Linked DNA regions of Homo sapiens: region 1 is linked to region 2. Evidence: read pairs that join two places in POLR2A ChIA-PET (ENCODE). Cell type or tissue: MCF 10A. All regions are shown on one strand. Links, peaks and the distances in the headings refer to the core of each region. The heading gives the core; the rest is flanking DNA.

Evidence for each region. ChIA-PET counts read pairs that join two places held together with the same protein. Peaks named below come from ENCODE experiments on the same cell type or tissue, not always from the same donor. Only the 100,000 strongest peaks of a DNase experiment are listed, where the experiment ranks them.
Region 1: POLR2A ChIA-PET joins it to region 2 with 6 read pairs; 3 of 35 experiments call an interaction of 5 or more read pairs at or near these places.

Annotation. Positions count from the first base shown.
Region 1 is chr6:155,020,933-155,033,725 of GRCh38, reverse strand. The region is part of intron 1 of TIAM2 (TIAM Rac1 associated GEF 2); the gene reads right to left. Among named protein-coding and RNA genes, the nearest start is that of TIAM2, 32 kb to the right of the region's middle. In MCF 10A, for the core only: no CTCF peak of the experiment used is centred there; a DNase peak (open chromatin) is centred at 7,095.
Region 2 is chr6:155,163,537-155,176,329 of GRCh38, reverse strand. TIAM2 (TIAM Rac1 associated GEF 2) reads right to left here. Exons shown (of 27, transcript NM_012454.4): 8 at 11,730-11,915; 9 at 10,921-11,067. Among named protein-coding and RNA genes, the nearest start is that of CLDN20, 94 kb to the left of the region's middle. RefSeq lists enhancers at 1,292-1,351, 4,474-4,533, 4,564-4,983, 5,024-5,083. In MCF 10A, for the core only: no CTCF peak of the experiment used is centred there; a DNase peak (open chromatin) is centred at 5,049.

The sequences.
Region 1 (12,793 bases), core at 5,920-8,419, 140 kb after region 2:
AAAAAGAAAGAAAGAAAAGAAAGCCAAGAGAAAGGAGCTGGCCCAGGAGCCAATGGCAGAAGTTACTTCTAGGAAACAGGCAGGGCGGCTCTGAAGAAGACACTGCGTGTGAAATATTTCTGGGGCAAACTTTTTTTTTTCTGAGCATAACTCATACTTGGCACGGCTTCCTTTCTTAACTAAGAAACTAAACCTTTCTATTCTTGAGTTTTATCTTTAAACCTGCGAAACCTGCTGTGCTTCTACTCTAAATTTCAGAGCCAAAGTGCTATATCAACTACAAGATTAGGGAATTTCATAAAATAAAACAAATATTGGAGACCACAGATAAAGTTGCTCAAAAGCAAAACAGGACTATGTCTTATTTTTCTAACAGTTGTTTTGGGGAGACAAGCCAGCTCCCTTAAGGAATTAATGTAACCTAAAACGTAACCATGCTCCTGAGAGATCACGGAAGTAGCCCAGTGGTTACATCACCAAAGTAGTATCTTTGGGCCGCATTTAAGTAGCGCGCAGGCAGGGCTGCAGAGGGCCTGGGGCCGTCATGGCTGCAGTGAATACATATGTACTCAAAATGACATCCAGGTGTACTAACCTTCTCCAAATGTTCAGGAAGGCAACGAGAAGACCCGGGAACAAGGAAAATCTAGACCAGTTTGACCACATGTGTTTAACATACAGTCTAACAGGCACATAGGCAAGAGCACCAACATGGACAACAGAAAGGAAACTTCAATGAGCTGTGGTCGTAGAATTAACACATAGCTGTTTTCAACTAAAGGCAGAAAATTTCAGGGGGAAATGATTCTTTTATATACCCCAAATTCCTTTGGAGTATTCCTTTGCTCTATATACAACACAAATGTTCAAAAGAAGAAAAAAACAGGCCAGGCGTCGTGGCCCAGGCCTGTAATCCCAGCACTTTGGGAGGCCGAGGTGGGCGGATCACCTGAGGTCAGGAGTTCAAGACCAGCCTGGCCAACATGGCGAAACCCGTCTCTACTAAAAATACAAAAAATTAGCTGGGCGTGGTGGCAGGTGCCCGTAATCTCAGCTACTTGGGAGAGTGAAGCAGGAGAATTGCTTGAACCCGGGAGGTAGAGGTTGCAGTGAGCCGAGATCACGCCACTGCACTCCAGCCTGGGCAACAGAGCGATACTCTGTCTCAAAAAAGAAAAAAACAAAAATCCCTGCAGCCTAAAGAGGGTTGGAGTGCAGCAGAGATGAAGAACACAAACCCTGCTCATTCTCAGACGATTCCTACTGCATTCTTTTGACAGATGCCTCAATTCCCCGTTTGATGTGATGCTTGTGTGGACAGGGATTTAGTGATTAATGCCACGCATGACATAGATTGCTATCAGCATCTTCATGCTCCAAATGTAGGTCCACCGAGCGTTGCGTTCCATGAACCACACTGTGAGTGGCAAGTGGGGAAAGGATCACAATGGAAGCTTTCCAAACTTTAATTCCTGTGCACAGACAAGCAGGCAGGTTCGCACAGGCTTAAGACGTGTGTATGCACCAGGAGAAAACACACAGGAACATTGGGGAGAACATTTTGGCAAGTGGCTTAGCTTGTTCAATCTGAACATAATTTCCTTTCTCACAGTAGCATGACCTCTCCCACCTTTTTTCCCTCACAGATCTTCCATCGTATAAAGTACACGCTATACTTTGAGAGGTTCTGCTCTGCCAAAGCAGTACTTACAGGAACTGTAAATTTCTTACCTTTTCAAGCCCCTAGTCGCAGTTGATATACATCTTCAAAATACGAATTAAAATAGCTTTCATAGATACCTCAAATTAAATAGACAATGTGCTTTTTGTTCCCAAGAATTTTCCTTACTTTTGATTCTACCCAAAAGTAAGAAAAGCAAGTAAGATAATTCAAATTAATATGTTATGTTTTCATCTTTAAGCCCATCATATGGAAGTATCTCCTAATATATTTAGTTCCTTTTATTTAAATATAAGTTCTGCAATTTGTTTAGTCTTAAAAGGCCAGAGACACACACTCTGTGCCCAGGCTGGAGTGCAATGGTGTGATCTCACCTCACTGCAGCATCCTCCTCCCGGACTCAGGTGATCCTCCCACCTCAGCCTCCCGAGTAGCTGGGACTATAGGTGCGTGCCACCACACCCAGCTAATTTTTTGTGTTTTTTGTAGAGATGGGGTTTAGCCATGTTACCCAGGCTGCTCTCAAACTCCTGGGTTCAAGTAATCTGCCCACCTTGGCCTCCCACAGCGCTGGGATTAGAGGCATGAGCCACCACTCCCAGCCTCATCTCTTCATTTTCAAAACAAAAACTCTTTTGCAATTTGAGACAGCTACTAAAAAATATTACAGATAAATTATAAAATAATAGCAAAAGTTATGTGAAGTATCAGCAACAGTGTCTGAGTCATTTAGAAAGACTCACCTGGATTTATATTGACTCATTCTAAAATATGCACAACATATACAGAGAGGCACATATGTATTTAGTCTTTTAAAAACAAAGAAATTGACAAGAAGTGAATAGGTGTTACACCTTTAAGGAGTTAATTTAACACTGAGAAGTATTTATGACCATGCATGTTCACATTGGAATTTTCAGAATACTGTCAAAGGGTTAAATAAGACACAAAGTGTCTTGTGAATACCAATTCCATAGAATTTCATAAAAACTCTTAGCCACACACAACAAAGAGAACAGCAGTCAGGGAGGGCAAACAGCCTCACAGGAACTTATTTCACCAAAACTATGAACGCATTCTCAAATTATTAAATCTTTTGGCACCATTACTATGCCAGAGGAATCCTTACCTTTTATTTCCCCAAGTCTTCTAACGAGAGACAGTTGAGATCCTGATTTAAACACAGGAAGATCACTAAAATGAAAGATTTAATCTCATTGTCTGGAAGGCTATGGAACCTCCCTGGTTGAGCTCAGGGCCACACTTACCAAAAAATTTCTATAGTGAAAAGCAGAATCCAAAATATAATTTCCATCATGATAGAACAGCAGCTTTCCTCCAAAATTTACCAGTTAGTATTATTCCACAGGAGCAAGACGGAGAAAGTAGCTAACATTCTTCCACAATCACATGAGGAAACCAATCAAATCATGGATTGGCAAGCATTCCCCACAGAATGGAATTTCTGAGCAGACACCCCTTGAGCAGTGGGGTGAACAATACCAGGAGGCTTGCGGTTTGGACGCAGGTTAAAAGCAGAGATCAACAGCTTGTTCCTCCTAACAACCAGACGAGGTCAAATCCCTGCCTATTGCTCCTTCTCGACCTTAATCTCTTCGGGAGATCATAGTAACAAAATGTGAGCAGCTATCACAGGACTGTTAAAATCAACTTCTCACCAACAGAAGGCAGTTCAATTGTAACAACCTACGTCATTTCCTTGTTTTCTAGGAAAAAGGCACTAAGATTGATCACAACTTGGTTGTGAAGTTCTCTTTCCAAGATGTTCAACTCTCCATCTGCATCTGGCCTGCCTCATCCCATGCTCTATCTTGCCTCCCTCTCCTCCCTCCCCAAACTCCGTAATTTCAGAAAGTTATCATAAGGTAATATAAAAATCATTTCAAGCCCATTTGCTTTACAAGTGATAACTATGAAACTTTCAAAGAACAACAAAGGCACAGTGGCTCACACCTGTAATCCCAGCACTCTGGGAGGCCAAGGTGGGAGGATGGCTTGACCCCAGGGTTCGAGACCAGCCTGGGCAACATGGTGAGACCCCCATCTCTACAAAACATACAAAAATTAGCCAGGCATAGTGGCGCATGCCTGTGGTCCCAGCTACTTGGGAGGCTGAGACGGGAGGATGGCTTGTGTCTGGGAGGCGGAGGTTGCAGTGAGCCGCGATCACACCACTGCACTCTGCCTGGGCAACAGACTGAGACCCTGTCTCAGAAAAACAAAACAAAACAAAAAAAACACAAAAAGTCTTTAGGTTTTTTTCTACATATATATATATATAGTTATATACTATATAGTTATATAACTCTGTATATAGTTATATATCTCTATATATAGTTATATAACTCTGTATATAGTTATATAACTCTATATATAGTTATATAACTATATATAGTTATATACATATATACAGAGTTATATAACTATATATACTATATAGTTATATATACTATTATATAGTATATATTTATACTACATAATATATATTATTATCTATACTATAATATATAGTATATATTATATATAATATATACTATAGTATATATACTATAGTATATATTATATATAATATATACTATAGTATAATATATACTATAGTATATATAGTATATATTATATATACTATAGTATATATATAACATAGTATATATAGTATATATTATATATAACGTATATATATTATATATAACACATAGTACATATAGTATATATAACACATAGTACATATAGTATATATAACACATAGTACATATAGTGTATATAACACATAGTACATATAGTGTATATAACACATAGTACATATAGTGTATATAACACATAGTACATACAGTGTATATAACACATAGTACATATAGTGTATATAACACATAGTACATATAGTGTATATAACACATAGTACATACAGTGTATATATAACACATAGTATATACAGTGTATATATAACAGTATATATAGTATATACAGTGTATATATAACATAGTATATATAGTATATACAGTGTATATATAACATAGTATATATAGTATATACAGTGTATATATAACATAGTATATATAGTACATACAGTGTATATATAACATAGTATATATAGTATATACAGTGTATATATAACATAGTATAGATAGTATATACAGTGTATATATAACATAGTATAGATAGTATATACAGTGTATATATAACATAGTATATATATAACACAGTATATATATTATATATAGTATATAACACAGTATATATATTACATGTAGTATATAACACAGTATATATATTATATGTAGTATATAACACAGTATATATATTATATGTAGTATATATATAACACAGTATATATATTATATGTAGTATATATATAACACAGTATATATATTATATGTAGTATATATATAACACAGTATATATATTATATGTAGTATATATAACACAGTATATATATTATATGTAGTATATATGTAACACAGTATATATATATTATATGTAGTATATATGTAACACAGTATATATATTATATGTAGTATATATGTAACACAGTATATATATGTAGTATATGTAACACAGTATATATATTATATGTAGTATATGTAACACAGTATATATATTATATGTAGTATATGTAACACAGTATATATATGTAGTATATATGTAACACAGTATATATATTATATGTAGTATATATGTAACACAGTATATATTATATGTAGTATATATGTAACACAGTACATATATGTAGTATATATGTAACACAGTACATATATTATATGTAGTATATATGTAACACAGTACATATATTATATGTAGTATATATGTAACACAGTACATATATTATATGTAGTATATATGTAACACAGTACATATATTATATGTAGTATATATGTAACAGTACATATATTATATATAGTATATATGTAACACAGTACATATATTATATATAGTATATATGTAACACAGTACATATATTATATATAGTATATATGTAACACAGTACATATATTATATATAGTATATAACACAGTACATATATTATATATAGTATATATGTAACACAGTACATATATTATATATAGTATATATGTAACACAGTACATATATTATATATAGTATATATGTAACACAGTACATATTATATAGTATATATGTAACACAGTACATATATTATATAGTATATAACACAGTACATATATTATATATAGTATATATGTATCACAGTACATATATTATATATAGTATATATGTAACACAGTACATATATTATATATAGTATATATGTAACACAGTACATATATTATATATAGTATATATGTAACACAGTACATATATTATATATAGTATATATGTAACACAGTACATATATTATATATAGTATATATGTAACACAGTACATATATTATATATAGTATATATGTAACACAGTACATATATTATATATAGTATATATGTAACACAGTACATATATTATATATAGTATATATGTAACACAGTATATATATTATATATAGTATATGTAACACAGTATATATATTATATATAGTATATATGTAACACAGTATATATATTATATATAGTATATATGTAACACAGTATATATATTATATATAGTATATATGTAACACAGTATATATATTATATATAGTATATATGTAACACAGTATATATATTATATATAGTATATATGTAACACAGTATATATATTATATATATAATATACAGGTGCGATGGCTCATGCCTGTAATCCCAACACTTTGGGAGGCCCAGGCAAGTGGATCACCTGAGGTCAGGAGTAAGAGACCATCCTGGCCAACATGGTGAAACCCCGTCTCTATTAAAACAGAAAAATTAGCTGGGCATGGTGGCATGTCCCAGCTACTCAGGAGGCTGAGGCAGGAGAATCGTTTGAGCCCAGGAGGCAGAGGTTGTAGTGAGCCAAGATCACTCCACTGCACTCCAGCCTGGGTGACAGAGCAAGACTCCATCTCAAAAAAAAGGTAAAAAATATTTAATAGTTTGCTAATGAACAGAAATATTCAAAGTCCAGAAATAGACACAAATTATATGGACATGCAGAATATCATAAAGGTGGCATTTCAAGTAGGTAAAGATGTGCACTATAACAAATGAACAGTTTTTCTCTTCCCAACCAGTTGCTCCGTTACACCGTCTCACCATGTGTAAAACCAGCAGTAGCCCAGTCTCCCGTAACTACATACAAAAGCCAAAAGGTGTGTGCATTTCTTCTAGCTTCTCACCAAGTCCCTAACCAAAGGTGAGCCCCACTCCAATCAAACCAGAAGCCTCACCGCATATTTTAACTCTCAAGGTCTCATGGGAGAGGTGAGCACCAGCTCCAAACTTCCAGAGGCTGGCACCAGGGCCAAGGGGCCACCCAGGCTGCCATGTGAGTCATGGATGAGTCAGTCCCTCAAGGACTGCCAGTCCCCACTGGGATGCATCTACCTCCAGCATGCAGCCTCTTTATTACAAAAACATATCCAGCCCTCCCCCAGTGTTCTGTAGTTGTCCATGCCCTTCGAAACATGATGATAAACCACAGTGAGTTTTGCAAAGAAAATTAACTGCTTAGCGTTGAAACAGTCTACCCCCACCAGGAGGGAAAAAAAATTGAGAAACTCAATTATCATTGCAAAAAGATGATTCTTAATGGAAACCTTGGGAAGAACCTGGGGGAAGCATTCAGAAAGAACGCCAAGATCATCTGTATTTGCTGAGGAATCAACAGAGATTTTGAACATTTGAAATTCTGAACAGATCCCTAAGGGGAATACTGTTTAACATTTTATGGTGTGACAGCTTACCCAGGTCTTAAAATATTCCTCTCATTAGAAGTTCTTTTTTTATCTAGTACCTAGCCAAAGCAATGCGGCAATTTAAGAAGACAAAGCTGAATGCCTGGATTTGAGCTGTTTTATGTTTCCATATAGAAATCCAGCCTATCATTATCAGAGCTCTGGCTGGGCTGCAAAGTACCTCTGAGCAAGAAAGAACCATTCAAGAAGCCCATTCTATTTGTGAGATGTGTAGACTAGCGGGTGTTCCATGTTCTGAGACCCCACAACTGCTCAAGGAGGCTTTTGTCCCACTGCTCAACAACACCTTTCCGAAGCATCCAAATGTTTCCTTCCCTTCTTTCTTTTCTGTGTGTGTGTGTGTGTGTGTGTGTGTGTGTGTGTGTGTGTGTGTGTGTGTGTGTTTGAGGGGGAGGTGCTCACATGTGTTTTTATGTATGGGTATGAAAAAATCTATTTTTTTAAATGTGATTGGTAAAATTGGCGGGTACTACCCAAACCTCAGCCGTCAAAGACACATGAATTTTCAAGGAAATTAATTTCAACTTTGATGAAAAAATGTTACAATGTATATAAGCAGACACTAAATAAAAATAACCTCCTCTTTGCCCGGGTGCAGTGCCTCACACCTGTAATCCCAGCACTTTAGGAGGCTGAGGTGGGCGGATCACTTAAGGTCAGGGGTTCAAGACCAGGCTGGCCAACATGGTGAAACCCCAACTCTACTAAAAAAATACAAAAATTAGGCCGGGCGCGGTGGCTCATGCCTGTAATCTCAGTACTTTGGGAGGCTGAGGAGGGCAGATCACGAGGTCAGGAGATTGAGACCACGGTGAAACCCCGTCTCTACTAAAAATACAAAAAATTAGCCGGGCGTGGTGGCAGGCGCCTGTAGTCCCAGCTACTCAGGAGGCTGAGGCAGGAGAATGGCGTGAACCCGGGAGGCAGAGCTTGCAGCGAGCTGAGATCATGCCACTGCACTCCAGCCTGGGTAACAGAGCGAGACTCCGTCTCAAAAAAAAAAAAAAAAATACAAAAATTAGCCAGACGTGGTGCCTATAATCCCAGCTACTCAGGAGACTGAGGCGGAAGAATCACTTGAACCCAGGAGGCAGAGGTTGCAGTGAGCCGAGATCATGCCACCGTACGCCAGCCTGGGTGACAGAGCCAGACTCCGTCTCTAAAAATAAAATAAAAATAAAAAATAACCTCCTCTTTAAATAAAGTCAAATAAAACCAGGTTCTATGGAATGCTAAATAACTAAAATGACATTTAACAAATTACAAGCTGAGTGTCTGTTTTCTGGATTTCTCCCTTCTGGATCTGTCACTTCATCTAGAGCAGGAGTGCTGACAGGGACAAATGCCAACACTCAACCACCTGTAAATAAAAGCTGTGATCCTAATTTCGAAACATTTGCATTCCCCACTCTGTCACTGCAGGACACAAAAGGGAAAAGAAAGTCAAGGACATTTGCTCAGTAAAATGAAATCCTTTCTTGGCTCTCCTATGATTTCATTTACTTTTTATAGCTTGGCTTTCAAACATAGTAATTGCTTTTTTTTTTTTTTTAAAGACATGGATTTATACCACATTTGAGTGTCCCTATATATAGATTTCAGTCTACAATAATAGCAAATTCACAAGATCCCACCCCTAAAGACCTAAATATCACAGCGATTTAGGAATAGGATCTTCTTCTCCTACAAAGAAAAACTATTAAAGAAGGCAAAGATAACTTACCCCATCTGCCACCAAATGGCAATTCCTAAACCCAGCTTTTATGACACTCTCAGGGAAAAAAAAAATGCACAATTTCTTCCAGGAAATTTGTTGTCTGAAAATCCTCTGAATTTTTAAAAATTGTGTTGTTTTATTTCTGTTAATACTTATAATCTCTGGTTCATCCATTAATAATTAAATCTTACAGTAAGAAAGGCAGTTATTCCAGCCTCTTTCAGTTCTCCTAAAGCAGATATAGAATTCATTTTTGTTCTTCAATTACCTGTTTCTTACCAAAGAAACGTGGCCGTAAGTACTTTTCCCAGAATCATAAAGCTGTAGAGGCCAGCAAGACGCAGTCTGAAGAACAAGTGCTTTGGAGTCAGACAAGGTCAAAACCCAGCTCAGCTCCTTAATTCCTCACCCACCCTCTCTAAGCCTGTGTCCTCTGCAGAGTGGGAGGGAATCTGTCCTGGAGAGCCGCATGCAGAGTATTAAGTGGGATGTTGATGAAGTGTCTGGTACAGCCTCTGATCAACAGGTTCCTATGATGTCAAGAAGATGATGATGTTGCTGATGATAAAACAGAGTCTTGGAAATACTCTCTCCAATCCCTTCATCTTGCAGGCAAAGACGAGTAAGGACCCGATAAATTAAGTAATGTACAAACCAACCATCTGCGGCTCAACAAGTGGTTTACGGAGCGCACAATTTAAGGTTTCAATTAGGACTTCTATATACGATGAACAAAAGCACAAAAATACTCAAGTTCAATGAGTATTTCCTTGGAGGCTCCGCCTGCAAGGAAAGCTGACTAAATCTCATTATTGCTGACCTTTCCCCGCAAGAGAAGACCTCCAGAGGATAATGGGTAAAATCTGCCTTTATCCAACTGCAAATAACTCATCATTGCTTGGTTACTTGCAGCTGGTTCCAGGCCAGGCTGCTACCCAACCTGTCAGGGCTGCAAAATCAAGAGCAAACGCACAGACATGGTATAGTTCGGTCAGGCACTAGATCCCATTCTCATTCACAGAACATACAAATTTAGACGCAGCCGAAAAGGACCAGGGTTCAATATGCAAAGACAAACTCTGTTATTAAACTGCAAAGTTTAATAAGAACACTTTTTGCCCCAAATCACAAAGGTCTCTCACATTGACCCATCAACAACCGCCCTCGTGGCAGAGTTTTGTCCGTCTAGACTTAACTTCATCCTGAGACTTGGCCTAAAGGGAGCCAGGTGCCAGGTACCTGCAACTTCTAGAGCAGAGATTCCCACCTGGCTCAGATTTTCCTTCAAAGTCAATTTCCTGAAGTGGCTGTAAGTAAATCCAAGTCAAACTCAGATATCTTGAACAAAAAGGAAAGGATTGCAGATTTCAAAATGAAATAAATTCATTTGCCAAGAAAAAAGATGAAATAAATTCACTTGCCAAGGGAAAAAAAAAAAAAAAAAACAGAACAAAAAATGAGTCCCTCCTTCTCTCTCAGTGCCCTAGTTTAAAAAACCTCTCTACAAAAACAGAAGCCGGAAAGGAGAAACCTAAGATGGTTACAAAAAGGAATTCACTTTATCCACGTCCATGGCTGCCAAGCCCAGCGCTATGACACAAGCAGGCCCTCGAAATGCTTTACTAAGAAACCATCGTTAGCCCTCTTCCCTACTAACTCGAACCTATATTTAAGTAGCAACCATATCGTAACTTCAGTAAGCTTTAACTTCTCATAACTCAAGGGACTTGTCAACAATAAGCATTGCATTGCTTCTGCAAGGTGGCCACAGGCAATGTTCCCTACAAGGTGACAGTTGAACACAACTCAGGCCCCCTGTTGCTTGTGAGTTTCTCCTTAGCATTAAATACCCGTATCAGAGATGAGCTCTTCAAGAATCAGACAGACAGGCCAGGCGCAGTGGCTCACGCCTGTAATCCCAGTACCTTATGAGGCTGAGGCAGGTGGATCACCTGGGGTCAGGAGTTCGAGACCAGCTGGCTAACATGGTGAAACCCTGTCTCTACTAAAAATACAAAAAATTAGCAGGGCATGGTGGTGCACACCTGTAGTTCCAGCTACTCAGGAGGCTGAGGCAGGAGAATCACTTGAACCCAGGAGGTGGAGGTTGCAGTGGGCCAAGACTATGCCATTGTACTCCAGCCTGGGCAACAGAGTGAGAGAAAAAAAGAAAAAACAGTCAGGCACACATGGACACAAGAAGGCCCTGCAGTGGTTAATCACTTTTAAATATGGCTCCACTTTCTACAGCTGTTGGTACAGAGCTCGGCGTCTCTGTACCCTTCCCCTCTTATCTCATTTTTATCAATATTTTCTTCTCAAATGATTTTATAGAAAATTATCAAGTTGTGAGAGCTATATCAGGACGAGTGAGTTCATTTTCCTAAGCTCCTTTGGACTGAAAACAGAGGAGGGAAGTAAAAAGCAAATTACTTAACACCAAGTACGAAGCTGCAGATGCTACTAGTTGGCAATTAAACTGAGAGGTAAACTGTGAGGTAAACAGCACGAAGCAGCTTTGGGAAAGCCGCAGAAAGAGGCAGGAGGTCAGGACAGGGGCTTTATCTGAACCATCTTTGTAAACTCCTGCACCTCAAACAGCACTGATGTGTGCACTGTGTGTTGAGTAAAGAAATAAATGCATGACCAGACTGCGTCTCACATGCAACAGGGAAAGCAGGGAGATTTGAGTTTCAGTCCTACCTTTGACAGTAACAAGCTAGGCCGTCAAGTCACTTAACCTATCTGGAATGAAGTTTCCTTATCTGTTTAAATGAGGCAACTGAGGGGATGGTTCAAAAAACCCTAGCACTTTGCAGAGGTAAAGAAACCAGAACCCTTGTGCACGGTTGATTGGAATGTAAAATGGTGCAGGGGCTGTGAAAAACAACATAGTGGTTTTTCAAAGAATTAAAAATAGAATTCTGGCTGGGCGCGGTGGCTCGTGCCTGTAATCCCAGCACTGTAGGAGGCTGCAGCGGGCGGATCACATGAGGTCAGGAGTTTGAGACCAGCCTGACCAACATGGCGAAACCCCGTCTCTACTAAAGATATAAAAACTAGCCGGGCACGGTGGCAGGCGTCTGCAATCCCAGCTACTCGGGAGGCTGAGGCAGCAGAATCGATTTAACCCGGGAGGCAGAGGTTGCGGTGAGCCGAGATCGTACCATTGCACTCCAGCCTGGGGGACAAGAGCGAAACTCCATCTCAAAAAAAGAAAAAAGACATAGAATTCCACTTCTCAGTTTATATCCCCAAAGACTTGAAAGCAGGGTCTTGAAGAGATATTTGTACAGCCATGTTCATAGCTACCATATTGACAGTAGCCAAAAAGTAGAAAAACCCAAATGTCTGTGGACCAATGGGCAGACAAACAAAAGATGACATACAGAGACAAGGGAATATTATTTCGCTTTAAAAGGGAAAGACATTCTGATACATGCTACAACATAGATAAACCTTGAGGACATCACGCTAAGCAAAATAAGCCAGTCACAAAAGAACAAATACTGTATGATTCCACTTATATGAGGTGCCTAGAACAGTCAAATTCAT
Region 2 (12,793 bases), core at 3,986-6,485:
CCTGGGAGGCAGAGGTTGCAGTGAGCCAAGATCATGCCACTGCACTCCAGCCTGGGCAACAGAGTAAGAGTCTGTCTCAAAAAATAAAAAAAGAACACCGCAATCCATGTAAGGGCTGCTGAGTATCCACGCTTACTGCTCTGGGATCATGGTTGAGAAGGGCCACTGTGAAGCCTGCATCTCAGCCATAATCCCTCTCTGACCTCCCACTGAATTCCAGACACACCTTGTCCATGGTCACTGACATCTGCCTGCCATCCTGACTCTGAACTGCACTTAATCCAGCACAAGCTTTCTCTTCTAAGACTATCTGTGTTTTTGTCTTTGTTTCTTCTTTTTAATTTTAGCCTGACTCATCACTGACAGAAATCTATTTGTTCCTTAAAATTAACCCATAGTCCTGGGAAATCTTTTCTCTATCCTTCAGCTATCTCACACATAGACACTGTTGGAAAATCATCTCAAAGAATACCACCTTCAGGAAGCCTTTCCCAAAAAAGTGTAGTGTGCCAACTACATCATCACAACAATTGCTGACTTCATGCTAATACGTCCTTTTGTAATTCATAACAAAAATAGCATACATTTCTTAAGCGATGTAGACATGTTTCTCTCTGGGTAGGTTCTTATATTCACATAGCAGTAAAGAAAAGATTTGGGGCTTCGAAATCAAAAGTCACAGACTCTACCAGCAAAGTGTGGCCTAGGACAAGATTTACCTTGCTACGTACGATTCAGCTCCTGTTTTGTAAAAGAGGATATTATTAATATAATTCATATTGAAAAAATTACTTGTTACTTAAGTTTTTGTGAGCAAAAGAGGTCACTTATGTGAAACACCTTACATACCAGAAAATGTCACCTGTAGATTCAATACTATCACATTATTATATATCATTCATCATACTTTAAAGTTATCATTAATGGGTGATTTTACTTTGAATTCCATGCATTTTTAAATACAAAGTAAAAGATCCTCCTATGCAGGATTTAAAAACTAGAAGAGACATCGTAAAGAAATTTAAAAGAAGAAAGCAAGGGAAAAATCTGTCTCTCTGTGCCATCTTTTTGAAAACATGGTGCTCAATTTTGAAGTGACATTTCTGGATTTGTCTTGGATCTGTCGCTTTCAGTACATTTTTCTGGAAGGATGATCACAGCCAGAATGCACATCCCCACACGTGCCAATGCCAAAGGAAAAGACAGGACCAGATGCAAGGAGCCAGGGATGCCAGGAACCAGCCCGGACACTCTCTGCTAAAGGCTCTTGTCTTACACAGGCACATTTTTTTCCCTGGTTCATTCTCTCGGGTACTTTTCATCTGGGCAGTGATTTCAACCCGGTGCTTAGCAACAAACAGATGCTGCCTTAAAGGTGCAGGCCCCACCTCTGAAACCAGGCTTGTTGAGAAGCAAACTAAAACCCAGCAGAGGTCACTGTGGAGTAAGAAACATCACAAAGAACAAGGCCCGGAGGAAGTCACAGGCTCCCACTGAGGGTGACAGAGCAATTAATTTACTGCTGCACTTTTGGAGATCAGGAAGAACGTAATTATGGATAAACAGGTGTGGGAGGAACATGAGCAGTACAAATTAACACTGTGCCTTCACACCCTCTTGTTCTCACCGTTACTGACAATCAGAGAAAGACTGTATCACTTGGCCGGGCGCCATGGCTCACGTCTGTAATTCCAGCACTTTGGGAGGCCGAGGCCAGTGGATCACCTAAGGTCATGAGTTCAAGACCAGCCTGGCCAACATGGTAAAACCCTATCTCTACTAAAAATAAAAATTATCCGGGCATGGTGGCACGCGTCTGTAGCCCCAGCTACTCAGGAGGCTGAGGCAGGAGAACAGCTTGAACCTGGGAGGCAGAGGTTGCAGTGAGCCAAGATCGTGCCACTGCACTCCAGCCTGGGCGACAGAGGGAGGCTCCATCTCAAAAAAAAAAAAAGACTGCATCTCGTGAGACCAAATGAAACAAGCTCCTGATGTGCCATCAGTTCACTCACCACTCACAGCCAGCCCTCTCAGGAAGGCACCATCATCACTTCCTATGGAAAAGGCAAGAAAAATATGGCTCAGGAAATTCTAGAAACTTGCCCAAGTTTACACAACTAGTGCCTATGGTACTCCGGGGATCTGAAGGGTGGAAGTCTGGGATGAGCTGGTTCACACCACCACTATACTACACAGAATGCCCGCCTGGCAGTTAACTCCCTTTATATAAAATGGGTGCAACCCAAATCTCCTGATTACTTTCCATTATTCTAAGCCACACACCATGTTCCCATTGAACAGAATGGCTCAGGGAACATTCCCCAGAAGGGAGTGGCATGCTCCTGCTCCACACCGGTGCTCACTTCCATCTCCTCTCTCTGCTGTACCGTCCTTACAAGTAGAGTCAGTGCTGAAACCATATATACCCTCCAACCTGGTTTAAAATGCCCCTGTCTTATGAATTCTCTCCTATCTCTCCTTTCTCTGCCCTCAAGTCCTCTCACTTAGATGAGTTTACTCTCCTATGTCCCTGGTACAGCATTTGGCAAAGCCCAGCTCACAGGAGAGTCACTTCTAAGTCCCGCACCAGGAGAAGATGAATACCAGCAGAGGCTTTGTCTTCTGCATCCTCATTCTCCCTCAGCCATTAACACAGTGCGTCCCACACCCAGGACACACCCAAAACTTCAGTGCTGAGCTGGATACAACTAGAAATTCACAGTCATATTACAGGCAGAAGGGTAAACGCTGTCCGTTTTCAGTATCTTACTCAAATCTGTTGACATAGTGTCAAGTTCTTAATGCTCTCTGGAAGCTTCGAGAAGAAAAATTAACAGATTATTGAAGGAGAATAAGTTCTGGACAAGAGAAAAGTGTGCAGATAGATGGAAGGATGGAAGGACAAAAGAAATAATCCTATTAAAATCCATTAAACAAGGTGCTGTGCTACAACTGCTCTGAGCAATGGTTTTCTGAGTCTACACTGTTGACCCAAGATCTAGTGAACCATAGAAGAGAAGACGCCTATCAAAGCCAAGGCCATCAAAGAGTAAGACCCTCTCAAGAGAGTCCCTCAATGAAAAGTTAAATGTAATTTTTGGTGTGTGTTAGGCAGACAGACAGACAGACACACACACACACACACACACACACACACACAACCCTCACAAATGTATACAGTTCAAGAAAAGTAAAACCTGGTTATTCAAAGGAAGCACCAAGAATTTAAAATTAATTTATTAAAACTAGAAAAAGAAAAAGCTACTTGGTGCTTACAGATCTCTTAGGTTGTTGTAAGCTTTGCCCATTTGGAGGGAAAGTTGGATTAATTCTCTGAAGGAAGGTCAATGCTATCCAAGTTGAAAATACACATGCTTTAGTTTCAGGAAGCCAGATGAAATATTCTCCAATATTCTTTTCATAAAAAGAAGAGAGAATCCTAAAAATAAGCATTAAAAATGGAGCCATCTGGAAAACTCTTTTTCCAGGTTACCCATGTCAAAGATGCTGCTATGTTAAATTAACCTTTTTAACCACCCAGAATTCCACGGTTGGCTACCTTTGCCAGGACTGTTACGCACCTACCACGCCTCCTACTCTACTTCCTCCCATCAAAGAAAAAAAAAAAAAAAAAAAAAAAAAATATATATATATATATATATATATATATATATATATATATATATATTTCCAACTAGCCTCTTCAAGGTTTCCTGGTCCTGAGAATGCAAATGGAGACAGAAAAAATACAATAATAGCAAGGCAATCCAGGTCAAATCTCAGCCTTGTTAGGGGCTGTTATCTAGTGCCTCTGCACTTCTGTTCCTTCACCTTCAAAAGAGGTTAAAAACGCCAGCCTCGTGGGGTGGTTAGGAGACTGATGGGAGGAATTGCATTTGAAAGACATAAATTGTAAAGATTTTTTTTGGAAGCTGAGGCTGGATCAGGGCATTATACTGTACTGGGAGTAGCTACTGCATTTCAGCGATGGCCACTATAAAGAACTTCCTGAGAATCATCCTTTGTTCCAAAGCCCTGGGCCACTGTTCTGGCCACTGCTGCTCAGATCACCTTGCAGTCAGCTCCAACTGGCCATCACGACACGGGAACATCACTGGGCTGCAGCCACAGTCACTCCAGACTGACTAGTGAACGTCTGCAAATCACTTTAGCTCTCCTTGGAGGGCATTCCACAGAAGTATTTATTATTATTATTATTACATCAATGGTCCTGAAACCACATGTCAAATTACTTATGCTCAGTATGCAGCAAGGAGAAAAAATTGAAACTCCGTGTGTTCTCACAGCAGATGCTTTTGGATCAAATGGCTTGTAATTACTACTTGGATCACTGAAGGGAAGTGAGTAGCAAAATCACAATCTGGCTGTCACAAATGGGCCCAAACCACCACAGTGGCTGATAAAAGGAAAGTCTATTTGCAAGGGAGATGAGGAGAAAACACAAAAGGGAGTTGCACGCTCCCAGTTTTCTTAACAACAGTAAAATGTCATAGAAGAGAAAGTGTTTATTTCCTTCTTGGACTGAGGCCCACACATCGGTTGATATGAAAGAAAAACAAAGATGGATCTAGCTAGCTCGCTAGCTGTATGCATATATATATGCTATGTAGGGTTGTGTATTAATATTCTCTCTAAACAGATTACCATACTGTGGTGAAGAGTAAGCTGTTTCATTCATATTTTCCATTTAAGAAAACAATATTAGGGGGTTTGTTTTGGTTTTGGGGTTTTTTGGGGTTTTTTAGGTTTTTTTTTCAGTTTACAGCTCATGACTAAGATGACAATACTGCATTCACTCACTGCCACAGAAAGTTGGAATACCCCAAGCCAATTTTCCAGAAGAAGGGGCCAAGGCCCAGGGGCTGTCACAATTTCTGCAATGAAGCTTCTGGGGTTGCCGCCATCTGAGCCTTAGTGGGGACTTTGTTGTCACAATCTCCATGACAAACACCTCCCTTCAAAGGCCGTGTAAGACTCACTATTACTCATCCAGACGTTCGTTATGAAAAGCTTTCATTTTTGGCAAGCCAAAGTGTCCTCTAAAAAAATGTTCAAGTAAGACTGGCTTTATTCCAGACTTAACAGATTTTGAATTAGGGTGACTCACTGTTGGGCTGTTATATGATGCATCAATTAGAGTGAAATAGTTTAAAATGCACACGGCCCCTCCCTCACAACAGCCTTTCTGTGTTATAGAAATGGGCGTAATGTACTTATTGTATAAAAATAGGTTTGTGCAGGTTACAAGTATTCTCCAAGAATGATTAGCAGATGAAAAGTAGCAAAATGAAATATTAATTATTTAGCCAGCTCAGGCAGAATTTTAAGTCCCAGAGATATAAAAAAACAAATTACACCCTTAGTTCTATCTGCCATTCTATCTGAATCTAGTTATCTGGGTACGATAGCACAGAAATTACAGAGGCTGCATTAAAATTGTCCTATAAATGAAAGGAATTTCTTCAGTATCCCTACATCACAAGTAATGCTTAGCTAAAACAAATAGGAGTAAAACAAATGCAGAAATCATAGTTTCTTCTCACTCCTTAGAGCATCGATGGGACCTGTTGATTTGAGCCCATCTTAAGCACTAAGCTTAAATTCTCACTGTAAGTGGCTACATCAGCAAAATTTATTTTCAAAGTCCAACATAAACTCTGTTAATAGGAAGTGTACTGATGCTATAGTTTCATAACTTTCTTTTTTCAGGGATGGGGTCTTACTCTGCCACCCAGGTCAGAGTGCAGTGGTGCGATCTTGGCTCACTGCAACCTCTGCCTCCCAGGCTCAAGCAATCCTCCCACCTCAGCCTCCGAGGAGCAAGCCACTACACTCGGATAATTTTTTGCATTTTTGATAGAGACAGGGTTTCACCATGTTGCCCAGGCTAGTCTCAAATGATCCACCTGACTCAGCCTCCCAAAATTCTGGGATTACAGGCACGAGCCACCATGCCAGGCCTCTTAACTTTCAAAGTAAGAATTTTACATTGTTATATAATGCTGGAAGAGATAGGACCCTAAAATTATGGGCCTTTATTACAAATCAGTCATCCTCAGCCATTAAATGACTACATCTAATAGAAATAGGGCATATATAAACTATATCGATTACAAGCTTTCCTGGGAGCCATGACATACGCACTTGACAGAGTGGCTAACAGTAAGAGATGGTAAGTGCAGAGTAAGAACTGGCTGGGTGCAGTGGCTCACGCCTGTAATCTCGGCACTTTGGGAGACTGAGGTGGGTGGATCGCGACGTCAGGAGTTCAAGACCAGCCTGGCCAACATAGTGAAACCCCATCTCTACTAAAAATACAAAAATTAGCCAGCCTTGGTGGCAGGTGCCTGTAATCCCAGCTACTCAGGAGGCTGAGGCAGAAGAACTGCTTCAACCTGGGAGGCAGAGGTTTCAGTGAGCCGAGATCACGCCACTGCACTCCAGCCTGGGCAACAGAGTGAGACTCCATCTGAAAAAAAAAAAATTATTTGGTGGAGGAGAAATTAAATAACACAGCTTCATGGGGATGTTGTGGGTTTGAAAAAGGCACTAGGAAGAGGCATAGGCACATCTGGGATTTCATGCTCTAGGATTTCATTCAGAAATCATTCTGAGGATTTGTTTGGTCAGAAGCAATTCTAGGGATGAGGAGACATTACTCAGGCTCCCCTTGACGGCGCCTGGAGAGACACAGCATAGAATGTACTATCTATGTGAAGATCCCTGACAACCCTGAGAGGAAAATGCAATTTTGTATTCACTGAACTCTCAAACGAAGGTAAGTACTGCTGAGGAATAGAGATGTATAAATCAAAGATATTATTATGACTTCAGTCTAGTCATGTCACTAATTTTAAAATGGAGTTAACATGAGGTTAGATACCTCCAAAATGCTTGGCATTCAAGACTATCTCTTTAGAGAATACCTACTGGGACCATTTTAATTATAAATCTATTTTCAAGGAGTTCATGTAAAGATTCTGAACCAGCATTCCTCGCTTAAGTTAGCATTTGTGGCCGGGTGCTGTGGCTCACCCTGTCATCCCAGCACTTTGGGAGGCCGAGGTGGGTGGATCACAAGGTCAGGAGATCGAGACCATCGTGGCTAACACGGTGAAACCCCATGTCTACTAAAAACACAAAAAATTAGCCGGGCGTGGTGGCGGGCGCCTGTAGTCCCAGCTACTCGGGAGGCTGAGGCAGGAGAATGGCATGAACCCGGGAGGCGAAGCTTGCAGTGAGCCAAGATCGTGCCACTGCACTCCAGCCTGGGCAACAGAGCCAGACTCCGTCTCAAAAACAAAAACAAAAACAAACAAAAAAAAACAGAAAAAGTTAGCATTTGTGTCATTCATGTAAAACAAGATGGCGGCCATCTATAGCAAAGTTTACCTCACTGGAGTTACTGGAGTTTTGAGGTAGCTGAGTTCCAGAAAATCCATGGCTGCCACTTGAATCAAATATCTGACAGATGGGGGAGGAAAAAGACTAATGAAATGGCCCTGTAATATTCATCTGCCAGCTACCCTTTTTCATTATTTAAAAACTAAAGTTCTATAACATTTTAGAAGAGCTTCATATCACAATTTGTATCATTATTCTAATACACTTAAAGTTTTTATTTCCCGCATAGTTACGTTTTACTTTTTTATGTCATCTATTATTTAAGTCGGCCTGTAATCCCAGCACTTTGGGAGGCTGAGGTGGGTAGATCACCTGAGGTCAGGAGTTCAAGACCAGCCTGGCCAAAAGAGTGAAACCTCATCTCCATTAAAAATACAAAAATTAGCCAGATGTGGTGGCACCCGCCTGTGGTCCCAGCTACTCAGGAGGCTGAGGCAGAGAATCACTTGAACCCGGGAGGCGGAGGGTGCAGTGAGCTGAGATCATGCCACTGCACTGCAGCCTGGGCAACAGCACGAGACTGTATCAAATAAATAAATAAATAAATAAATAAATTCATTCTTGATATGCTTTTAACCAAAAAGTACATGTTTCTGAAGGTGTGAAACAGAACCAACAAAATCAAGCTCATACCTACTTTTTTTAATGTGCACAGAATAAATCTTGGAAGAAAATATAGCTAAATGTTAAAAGTGGTTTGTTTGGGTAGAAGAATTAAAAACAATTGCCTTTTCCAAATTTCACCTTCTAAATTTTGTAATGGCATAATTAACATTAAAAACAATATAAACACTTAGAAATACCTACTAAATCAACTTCATTCAGTTATATAAATACTGACACTGTAATTAGTTTCATATCTTTTTAAAACAAAAAATGTTCGACCAAATGCTTTTGTTTATCAAAAAGTCTATGTTGAGAACAAATTACCACAGATGCTGGGTAAAAACCATATTAGGCTCATATCTAATTAGCAGAATGTCTACACCTAAGAAAAAATAAGCAAGTTATTTATCAAGTTATTATTTATATCGAATATACTGTCTTGATTAAAATACCTTAAGGACATTAGTTAACCATCAAAGAAGTTCAGTTCACAAAACATAAGTGCTCGGTGTTATGGCTCAGACCTGTAATCCCAGGACTTTGGGAGGTTGAGGTGGGAAGATGGATTGAGGCCAGAAATTTGAGACTAGCCTGGGCAACATAGGGAGACCACTCCCATCCCCATTTCTACAAAAACAATTTTTAAAAAATAAAGAAAGCATAGGCCCACCATTAGCAAAGGGTTTGCAGTTGACTACAGTCAATAATGAGGAAATACATTTCCATTACAACCAACAAATAAGATTACTCTTTACAATTAAATTAAATTAAATTACAGGCTGGTCACAGTGGCTCACACCTGTAATCCCAGTACTTTGGGAGATAGAGGCAGGTGGATCACATGAGCCCAGAAGTTTGAGACCAGCCTGGCCAACATGGTGAAACCCTGTCTCTACTAAAAATATAAAAATTAGCCACGTGTGGTGGCTCAAGCCTGTAGTCCCAGCTACTTGGGAGGCTGAGGCACGAGAATTGCTTGAACCCAGGATGTGGAGGTTGCAGTGAGCCAAGATCGTGCCACTGCACTCCAGCCTGAGTGACAGAGAGACTCTCTGTCTCAAAAAAGAAAAAAAAATTAATTACAAGTAGAACCACAATTTTAAAATCTGATATTATTTTTGTATATGAGTATATAAACATGGTGGCCACATAAGAAAAGTTTCCTGTGATTCTGCTGTCTGTTAATCTACCAACCCACTCTCCACCACCTCTAACTTTATTGTTTTAAGGTTTTAAACAAGTCAAAGGAACTGATACTGGCCCTTTTACTTACCCAATTCACAAAAGCGTTATCAAATAGCCATATACAAATTAGAAAACAAAGATCCAATAAAATGTGACTCTCTTTCCAATGATATTGAAAATATAATCAGAAAAACAGCAGCTCATTGAAAATAAAAGCAAAAACTTCTTCAGATTTAATTGCAAACAATTTCCCTATTCACCTGAATGATCAGGTCATCATATAACTTATTTTTTCAACAGCTTTGAAACAGAATAATCCTAAAACATATCAATCAGCAAGATAAAGTCCATTATCATGCACCTGCATCATGAAATACAGGTGCACCATGAAATACACATATTCAAAATGTTTTGAAAACAATTTACGATACTTGGGCCACATTTCACATAACATGTGCTTAGACTATTTTTCCTTAATAAAAATGTTAGAAGAGGCCAGGCACGGTGGCTCACGCCTGTAATCAGCACTCTGGGAGGCCCAGGTGGGTGGATCACCTGAGGTCAGGAGTTCACAACCAGCCTGGCCAACAGGTGAAACCCTGTCTCTACTAAAAATACACAAATTAGCCAGGCATGGTGGTGTGCACCTATAGTCCCAGCTACTCAGGAGGCTGAGGCAGGATAATCACTTGAACCCAGGAGGCAGAGGTTGCGGCGAGCCAAGATCACACCACTACATTCCAGCCTGGGTGACAGAGCAAGACTCCATCTCAAAAAAAGAAAAAAAAAAAAGAGAAGAAAAGAAAAAGAAAGTGTTGCAAGAGTCACCTTTCCCCAAGGGAAAATAAGCACTAGCAATTTTCCAGTGTTTCAAGACCGTGGACTTAGGCAGAAACTAGTCCTGGCCCTGCCCTTTGGTGCTGGTGAACAGGATAAGGTAAGTGACGTAACCTCTTCAAGTGTCAGTCTGCTCGTCTCTAAAATGGGATGACAAAACCCCAAGGCCATGTTCTAAGGATTTAGTGAGCAAAATCCACAGCTCTATCAACAGAACTGAGCTGCCACTCCTCTGATTATTAATTTTCCATTTATTTTAATATAAAATCTATGAGAAAGTAAATATTAGTACTAGAGGGAAGGAAAAGTGTGGATTATTTTCTGATTATTCTTATTTTTTCTGTTCTTAAGCACTGCACGCAGTGTGACTACCTCTTCAGGGGTGCCGGGATAGATACGGCAACTTGTGCAGTTTCGTTGGGTTAAAAAAAAAAGTGCATGCTAAGAGTTGATTCCTTTGAATCAACTTTTATTTTCATTTTTATTTTTGAGACGGGGTCTCGCTCTGTCACTCAGGCTGGAGTACAGTGGCAAAATCATGGCTCACTGCAGCTTCAACCTCCCGGGCTCAAGCGATCTTCCCAATTCAGCTTCCCGAGTAGCTGGGACTATAGGCGCACACCACCACACTCGGCTATTTGTAGAGATGGGGTCTCACTCTGTTGCCCAGGCTGGTCTTGAAGTCCTGGGCTCAGGTGGCCCTCCTGCCTTGCCCTCCCAGTGTGCTAGAATTACAGGCGTGAGCCACCCCACCTCGCCTCATTTCATTCTTAACAGAGAATGAACATTGATGATTCATAGCAGGCCGAAAATTAGGGGTTTCAGGAATTTCACTCTAGTCTGCTGTTCCCATGCTGAAAAGCTCACCTGAGTTATAGAAGGTCTCTTCTCCTTGCCTTTTCTGGCCAGTGTGTCCAGCCCTTTTAACGAAGAAAATATTCCCTTCTTGTTTCTCCCTCGCTGGGTCAGTGACAGTGTCCTTTTCCGGAGAGCAGAGTCATCTCTAGAACATACCTAATGTAAAACACAGTTTAAAAAAAATCTAAAGGCTTAGTATTTGAGTGGCAGAAAAAATGAAGGAAGTGAGCTCTGCTTGCTATAAATGCATTCTGACTATCGCCAAAAGCTCCTGCATGTCTGAAATACCAGGAAAGCATCCATCATATAGACCACTCTCATCTGGATAACACAAGTCATGACAGTCAGCTCTCTCCATGGTGGGCAGCAGCGTCAGCAAAACCACTACAGACCCCTAGGCTGAGCCAACACAACACACAGAAGCCACCAAAATGGGTACGACTTCAAAAAACCTGATGGGGCGCTCTGCAGGACAGAGAAAACAACCTTTAATCCATCCTTTAATCTTCACACCACTGTTGCCCCTTCTCCAGGATCCCACTTTCCTGATGGTGGAATACACAGAAAGGCAGAGATGAGCATGCAGTAACTGTCCACTAGCTGCTGGACTCTAGAATAAGCAGTAGAGAAACCGGGGGCTCTACAGCACGACGTCTGGTCTCCTTCATCTCCAGGCCCCTGGCCTCTGGGTGACCTGGCCTCTAGGTGTCAGTTGTTGGGTCAAGCCCCACAAGTGCCGATGGCAACAAGCTGAAGAAAGGGGGAGCATCCGCAGCCCTCCCCGAATGCTGCAGAAACAGCCTTCCTCAGGAACTTACCAGAGCATGGAAAGAGGAAACAGACAAGATGCCCAGCCTGCCGAGGGCCAGCTTGGAGGGGCGGCTGGCGGCTGCAAGGAGACTCTTTGGGTTCGGTAACTCCCCACCTTGTAGGCTGGCCAGATAGCAGCGCATCCTGAACAGATCCATGTGAAATTTCTCAAGATTCTGCTCCCATTGCTGGATCTTAAAGCAAAAACAGAGGTGATTTAAATAAAAATTAAAAGTTTTCACAGGTTAAAACGAAAATGTGATCCCTTTCACAAACTTGAAGAAAAAATTAGTTTCGGCTGGTCTGCATGGTTTAAATTAGCCTTTCCTGCTCACCCCATCTCAATCCCTCCCATCAAAATGCATTGGGTCCTTTGGAAAGCGAGGCAGGCAGATCACTGAAGGTCAGGCATTTGAGACCAGCCTGACCAACACAGTGAAACTCCATCTCTACTAAAAAAAAGAAAAAAAAAAAACACAAAAATTAGCTGGTGTGGTGCCAGGCACCTGTAATCTCAGCTACTCTGGAGGCTGAGGCAGGAGAATGGATTAAACCTAGAAGGCGGAGGTTGCAGTGAGCCAAGATCATGCCACTGCACTCCAGCCTGGGCAACCAAGCAAGACTCCGTCTCAAAAAAAAAAACAAAATGCACTGGGTCATCCAGCACTTCATTTCATCAGGATAGCCAAACAAAAACAAAAACAAAAAGCTGGTGGTCCCAATACAGTGACATGCCAAAAAGGCATGATGTTTGTTTGGAGAATGCCAACACTCTAAACCATCCTGACTTAAAACAGGATGCAATTTGCAAGTCAGCTTTTTCACTTTGCTTCATTTCCCTTCACATTTACAGTCCCTGATCCTAAACTGGATTAACTGAACTGCACACAAACAGATGCCAGATAAATAAAAGCAATGACTTTATGTTTCTGTTCATTCTGAGTAAATGACTCAAAACAATAAGAAGCAAATGGACTTCAGGGATAAGGACAAATAGAATTTTACTGAGTATACTCCTAAGTAAGTATCTTGGAGAATAACTGCCATCTGTACATCTAAATAAAATTAAAGT